Regions from separate parts of the Homo sapiens genome. Here region 2 is linked to region 1. The links are chromatin contacts, found by POLR2A ChIA-PET in ENCODE. All regions are on one chromosome and are shown on one strand. The core of a region is the stretch at or near the end of the contact, and the rest is flanking DNA. Distances in the headings are between cores, read along the strand shown. Region 1 overlaps LINC01588 (long intergenic non-protein coding RNA 1588). Region 2 has its middle 41 kb from the start of LINC01629.

Region 1 (3,650 bases), core at 568-3,067:
CCCCCAGGAACAAAGAAATCTGGCAGGACACACACAGGTACAGCATGGACCTGCTTTCGGAGTTATGCATAATGATTTTTTAAGTTGGAGTGTGTTTGGATGAGGAGGGACAAGAAAACTGCTTCTGCAGGGGAGGTGGTCCCCACTGCAGCTTCATCTGTCCCTAGGCCACCTCCCTGCAGCCACCCCAGGCAGTCGTGCAGGACGTCATGTCCTGGCTGCTTTCCTCTGAGTCACAGAGCTCGCCACAGCACTTCTTCCTCCGCCTCTTACAGGCCTGGCCAGCCAGGAAGTCACAACCACAGCTAAGAGGTTCTGTGCTGAGCATCTACAGTAGCCCCCAAGTGAGGCCAGAGGTAGATGGTAATGGGTCTGAGGCTTGGGGCCATTTCACAGGACAATCATCTCTATACTTTTCATTTTGGTTTTAGAACTCTGTGGGATTTCTTTATCTCAAATGCCCTTATCAGTCTGCAGATCTCCTGAAGGCTCATCTGGTTTGCTAGGTCTTAGTCTGCTCAATACAGATGATAAGATAGTGGGTGAAACAAGAGGTTTGGTAACATAAGTTCCTGATGACATGAGTTGTACACAGTATATGTGCAATTTCTCAACACATGTTTGGCCTAAACACTTGCAAATACACCATCCTGAGCTAAGAGAGTGACTTTCTTTGATTTTTTTTTTCTTTAAGCAATGACACTAATCCAACAACAATCATTGGAGAATGCCTACTATTTTCCAGGCATTCTCACAAGACCACCAGATTCAATGTGAGAGATCCCCTGCCCTCTAGAGTTTTACAGGTTAATGGAAAGGGGTTTTTACCAAGAAGCGCAAATCCAAATTACTCGTTTCTTATGTTAGCAACTTCACCCTCAGGAGTAAGCAGCAGCAGCAGCCAAGGGGCACACAGAGCCACAGGCTAAACACGGTCCACAGCTTCCTGAAATCAAAGGGCTTCAAAGATTTGGAAGACACATTTCTTTTGATTTTTAAAGCAACCACACACCTATTCTGGAATAGTGTACAAAAATCACATAGGCCATCCCGACTCCTAACTGAATCCCCTCTTCCACCGTCAGAGGACGAGGGCACTTTTTGGCATGATGGAGAGAAGCGAGGGGGCAGGGGTGGCCAGAGAGACGGCTGGAGTGGAGGCGGGGGCACCAGCGTGGGGTGAAGGCAGAGGCACCACGGGAATGTAAATTGCAGGACGCATCCTGAGGCAGTGAGTGTTCGGGGCATTCTTGTGGGTGGTCACTTGGGCCCTAGATTAAAGGCAGAAACACAGAAATGCCTTGGGGGACGTTGTAAACTTCAACAGCTCTATCTGTTGTTTCAGGAATGAGGGAGAAACATTCACCAGAAGCTTCAGACTGGGAGGAGACAGAGTCTTTGAGGCAACCCAGGGGCTTCTTAGCTGCAGCTGTGTCTGCTTTGAAGTTCAGTCCACTCTCCCCAGGAAGCCAAGAGGCTCTCAAGTGCTTGCAGCAGAGAAGTTTCATAGAACAGAAAGAGCAGACAGAGGCACGCTGCGCCCTCCAGCACGGCTGCCTGGCAGGAAGCTTTGCTGAGTAACTTTGGTTTTAGTTGGAAACCTTCTGTCATGTTCCTGTCGGGGCAGTGTGGGGAGTGTGGGCTGCACTGTGGCGGGTGGGTTAGATTTCCTCCTTCCATGCAGTGGACAGGGATGTGGGATGGGGGCACGAAGCCATGGACAAGTGGATAACTGACCTTGAGAAGATGTAGAGGTCACCACAGAGGGTTTCCAACTCACGAAAGCATTTCTGCTATGGGAAGGACAAGGGACGCTGGCCTATGGAACAGGCCACCGGAGATTCCAGAGCAGAGCCCTGCCCAGGCCTCCAGACTTGTGGCTTTAATTATCCAGTTAGTCATAGGTTTACTGTCATCCAAGTTTAAGAAGCTTGACTGTGACCCATGTGCAAAAAAAGGTTGTTCAGGCTTTTTTTTTTTTTTTAAAGCCACTCTGGGCTGTTCAGCAGGCTGAGACAGGATCCCCAGAGCCCACCAGCCCTGCAGAAGTGGGGACTGCCTACCTGCACTTTTCTTTCTTAGGCACTTTTATCTTGAACACAGAGCCTCAGGCATTGGCCAGTCCGGTTAGTCTGGAAAAACTTGAGAGCCAACAGTTTATTTCTGCTCTGAGGGCAGTTTCACTAGCACAGAGCACATGGCGAGCAGAGCCCAGATTACAAGGCTGGGCGGGGCGGGGCGGGGGCGGGGGCGGGGGCGGGGGTGCAGGTGAGGTGCTTCGGCTCTGACGGGCGCTGGGCTGCTCACCCAGTTTTACATGGGAAGTGGTAGGGCCCTGTCTCCCCTGGCCCCTGCCCATGCCCCGGGAGAAATGGGTATGTTTGGGTGGTACCTTCCTGCATGGGCAGAGGCAGGTGATTGTATCGCCAGCCCTGGAGCTCAGCGTGCACAGCTTGGGCTTCCATTTGGAGGAACCTGATCCTTGGACTTGAACACTCTGCTCTTTGTGTTTTGCACAACAGGAGAGTCCTGCTCCTCGCTTAGCTCAGCACAGCGAGTCCCCTGGCTTCAGCTTCCCTCCTGAGCACCTGACGGTTGTCGGTTTACTGTGACTCACTGCCATTCTATCTGCCTGGGCTTATGTTTCCAGCATCTCACCAGAGCTGTTGTGACCCATCTCCTGGGCAAAGCCTTCCACGGAGAGGCTGCCGGGCCAGCAGGAGAGGAGACCCAATCCATCCATCAGCATTTGAATAATTCCATCCACACATACTTCTCTTCCAAACACCCGGGCTATTTTCCTTTCCCTGAGCCATGCAAGCCCAAGGAGCCAGCAGGGTTGCGTGCTCTCAGGAGTAGGACACGTCACATCAACTTGAGTGCTCCAGGAGCCCTGCCACAATGGTTTCTTTGTGAGATCATCTTTGCAGCGGTTTCCTGAAGCTCTGGCCTCCTTCCTGGTATCTTCACACATTCTAGGTGTTTCAATTCAGTAAAAACATAAGGGCCTTTTGACTGCTCACTCCTGCACTTCACACTGGGAAGGACACAGAAGTCCCCAGAGAGTGCCCTGGACGACAAAATGTAGTTCAGAGGTATCTAAGGTGGGTTCCACCCAAAAGGGTCCCACAAAGAAAGAATTCCAGGGCCAATTAAATTTGGGGATCTGCATAGTCCATCTCTCTCTTGGTGATTCAAAACATATATTTATATATATTAAAGGTTCTGAGAAGTCCTGTAAGTAAATCCTGTTCCACTTTTTAACCCACCATCTCCCAAACCCAGCATGATACTGATATCAGCATGCTACTCTTTTCATATAACACCTACTTATATATGAAGGAACTAATTGAGGTCTTTTGAGATATATTTTAGGAAATGATCTAACAGTGGTTTTTAACCTAAGGAAACACCTCACTAGAGAGTGCTTGGGCACAGGAGGTGGCATTTTGGGTTGTCACAAAGATGGGGAGGTGCTACTTGCATTTCATACATAGGGGTTGTGGGGGCAGGGGCAGCTAGTGCTGTTACAGTGATGATGCAATGCGGCCCCGTCCCAAGTGGGGTGGGGGGCACTGTCCTGCCCTAAATGCCCACAACTCTCCCCACGCCGCTCTCCCACCCCATTGAGAAGCAGTGGTTGGACCTAC
Region 2 (3,650 bases), core at 615-3,114, about 27 Mb after region 1:
CCTTCAGAGGGTGGTTGTAAGAATCCAATGGATGGATACATGCAACAACTTAGCAAGGTGCCTGGCACGCACTAAAAGCTCAACAAAGATGTGTCCTTATGATCATTCTCTGCTTGCATCCTCACCAGTGGATCCCAGCAAGCCCACTTCAGCTCAGAGACCTCTGCTAGGGCCCAGAGCCCATCCTTTGGAGATTCCCATCTCACAGGCTTTGTGGTTACTGACTGACTTTGTAATTCCCAAACCTGACCAGCAGGCAGTTCATATGGAAGTTCTTGCCACCTCCTGGTGAAAACAAGGACTGCGGGCAAATTGCTTGGTGTCCTGCTTTGTCCTGAGGCTGGAGCAAGGGGCATGGGTGGGCTGGGAGCCTTGGGCAAGAGGCTGATGCGTCGTGAGTGGTGAGGCTGGTGTCCGTGGGACACAGTGCTGTGTTCTCTCCCGCCTTGAGACTGTTTACGATTTGCCAGACTCTTGTGGTGCTATCCAAAATAATGCATCCAGTAGAGCGTTCCTGCCTTGGGGAGCTTGCATTAGGCTGCTGACATTCCCACAAAGAGCTATTTTTTTGTGCCACTTACTTTTATTTTTGTCATTTGCTTTACTCTCTTAATTTCCACTCTACCTCCCAACCCCCAACCCCTGTTCCCACCCATATCATTGCCTGTTAAAAGCAGCGGGAATTCTGAAGCCAGCCTTGTCCTCATTTAGGATGAGGACCTGAGCACAGAGGGATATTTTTCTTGTGGCAGCTGTGAGCTTTGCCAACCCCACTGAATTCAGGCTGGCCACAGCTCATCCCATGAGGCCAGGTATAGAGCCTTTCCTAGCAACAGTTGCAGAATCACAGCAGAGAGCGCTCCTGGGATCTGGCCCCCAGGGTTGGTCCATTTAAAGAAGCCACACTTGAGCCTGAGCCTAGCAGAGCTAGTGAGAGAAGAGTGTTGGCTCCATGCTGGCACGGGGCCTGCCTGTCCCTCCACCCCTTCAAGAACCCGTGACAAACAACCTTGCCTGGTGCCCAAGTGCCTGCCAAGCCCTGTCATATTAAAACCCTGGAAGACTCGGCAAGGAGTCCAATTTCAGCCCAGCAGGTGGGGAAACCAAGGCAATAAGAGCCCAATGTGACCAAGGTCACACACAGCTCTGGCTACAAGGCCCCGGAGGCCGGGCATCCAGGGCTGCAGGCTAAGCACCGAGCACCCTCACCCTCACCCCAGCCAAGGCTCAGCTGGGCACAGAGGAGGAACAAACATCCCCCACGTCATTCAACAGCAGAGCCCAGAGAAAGGCCCAGCACTTCCCCTCCATGAATGCTATTGCTGGTCCCCTCCCTCCCCTGGCGGGAGGGGGGGATACAGAGGCACTGAGACTCCCTGGAGCCTCTTTGGCAAGTCATTTCCAAGCCAGGCAGCCTGATCTCAAGCAGCTCCCAGTTGAGTGCCTGAAACACCAGACATCAAAAACCTGGCAGGCCTGGGGAGAAGGGAAGATTAGATCATTACAGCAGAATGAAGCAAACCAAAAACCCAGAGAAGGCAGGAGGGACAGAGGCCAAGAATGTTTCAAGGCAACCTGAAACTCCTTCAGATGAGAGCGGCCCGTACAGTGGCAGCTTCCCCTACTGCCAGGAAAGCCTGGCGTGTCTCAGCCCCTTTTTGGGTGGAGTAGGGAGTGTACTGGTCCATACACGTGCGCTCGGAGGTGATGGGAACAGGAAGCATGTTCTGGTCTTCCATGTGCACACACATTTGGACACATAAACGTGCATGCACAGGTGTCCAGGCCAGGCGTGTAAGCCCCCAGGAGTGCATGCGTGTGTTTGCGTGCAGTCTACAAACATGTTTTCACAAAGCTCAAGGAGAAGCAATCAGTCATCTCCAAGGAATCTTAGCAACAGCCATCCCCAGAAAAGGCTCCTGCCAGCTGGGGCAGCGATGAGTCAGCAGAGGCGTCGTGGGGGAGGCGGGAGGCGAGGCAGCCTCAGCCCTGGAGCCTGAGCCGGCCTCTCCCTTCTCCTGGGAAGGCCTCCAGACCCGGCCTGGCCGCCACGCCTGGGTCACTGCTTTGGCACTGATGTCCGAGAACACATTCCTGGAACTGGCCAGCACAGGCGGCTGGAGGGTTTTTCCCTCCTCCTCTCTCTCCCTCTCACCCTCCTGTCCGGGCCCCACACCCGCCCTTTTATTTTTCCTTCTTGCTGCAAAACCAAAACACCGTGTTCACGAGTTCAGGCGCTGTAGCCAAGTGGCAGGAGCTGGCAGAGCAATTGGGAAACAGGAGCTGCCTGGCCCAAGCAGGCCAGGGGATGAGGACACCTCTGGCCAGCCACAGAGAGGGCCCTGCTAGGGCTTGCTGAGCCCTGGTTAAGTACTGCAGGGCAAAAATGTCATCGCCTGGGGCCCCAGGGAACCGGAGTTCAAGGTGGCAGCTCCCAGAGAAATGGCCTGTGTCTCTCTGCCCCAGTAGCAGAGCCCGAGGTCACTAGCAGAGGATGGCGGCTGGAAGGTGACCAAAGGAGCAGAGAACCACAATTATTAATCATGAATCCATTGCCTGAGTGCATACACAGTCTTCAGAGCCACCTCAGGGTAGAATTATGTCCTTATACAGACAGGGAGGTGAAGGTGTGGGCAGGTGAAGGAATTTGGCACAAGGTCACGCAGCTAGCTTTTAGCCACGGAGCTTGATGGAATTAATCCAGCTTCGAGCTGACTTGGAGGCTTTAACTGATGGGCCACACTGGCTTTTCTTCCTGGGCTGCAGCTACACAGTATGCCAGGATCGCAGCACTTACAAAAAATAAAATAAAATAAAAACAACAAAAAAAGAGCGAGTGCTGTCTCCTATCTCTCCCCCACCCGCATGCAAACAGATCTGGGGGAAGAGCCATCTGCAACCTCAGCAGCGGAGGTGGTGGCAGCGGCGTGGCAGGCGGCGGTGGCAGGGGCAGTAACAGCCCAGCCCGAATCCCTGGCCTCTTTACTGGAGGCAGGAAATGAATAAAAGCTAAATGAGTTTGAAAATGCCAGGAGGCAGTGTTTATCCCCTTCCCCCACCCCCTCCCCCTGGCAAGGACCGCGTATAGTTACAGTTTAATCTTGGAAATGCCAGACAGCTGTTCCCCGTTGCTAAGAGACTGGCCCACATTATGCAGATGTCAGGGGCCTCAAATGTCTGCCGGAAATTACAGATCATGTTGGAAGAGCAGAGGGGCCTTCTCTTGACTGGGGAAGCGCAGTGGGAGACTCCTTGGGTGGATGGCAGAAATAAGGGGCCCACCCTTTCCGGGTCTCTTCCGAGGCTCTGAGGCTCCAGCCTGTCCCTCCTCCCAGCTCCCCGATGCCTTGGCTCCCACCCCAGGTTCCGGCCTCCATCCTTTGGCAACTGTGCCAATGGCCATGTCCACCCCCCACCTCCAGTGCTCCTTCTGGGACATCTTTCTTCAGTCCAGTGTCCCTGTCTGTCTTCCAGTCTTCCCAGCTGCTGCGATGCCACTGAGCTGGCTGGGTCCCAGCTGGGAGGAGGAGCAGACCCCACTCGAGGAGGGTAGGATTCCACTCCATAAGCTCTCCTCACCTGGAGCGGAAAATGGGACACACTCACCACACTCACACCCTCCCTGTCATCCCCCACCCCATGGAAAGCCA

Evidence for each region. ChIA-PET counts read pairs that join two places held with the same protein, here RNA polymerase II (POLR2A).
Region 2: POLR2A ChIA-PET joins it to region 1 with 15 read pairs in BJ. The contact joins two enhancer-like sites. POLR2A ChIA-PET finds 5 or more read pairs at or near these places in 2 of 52 experiments (BJ and HEK293).

The regions. Positions count from the first base shown.
Region 1 is chr14:49,999,099-50,002,748 of GRCh38, forward strand. All of the region lies in intron 1 of LINC01588 (long intergenic non-protein coding RNA 1588), which reads right to left. Among named protein-coding and RNA genes, the nearest start is that of LINC01588, 6.6 kb to the right of the region's middle. RefSeq lists enhancers at 1,005-1,652, 1,639-1,688, 2,669-2,718, 2,729-2,938 and a silencer at 2,169-2,298. Within about 2 kb of position 1,818, at least 40 of the 41 ENCODE cell types and tissues checked have a DNase peak (open chromatin) inside an H3K27ac peak, as active enhancers do.
Region 2 is chr14:76,917,032-76,920,681 of GRCh38, forward strand. No RefSeq gene overlaps it. Among named protein-coding and RNA genes, the nearest start is that of LINC01629, 41 kb to the right of the region's middle. RefSeq lists silencers at 155-449, 1,942-2,092 and enhancers at 1,267-3,650, 1,504-1,563. Within about 2 kb of position 1,865, at least 35 of the 41 ENCODE cell types and tissues checked have a DNase peak (open chromatin) inside an H3K27ac peak, as active enhancers do.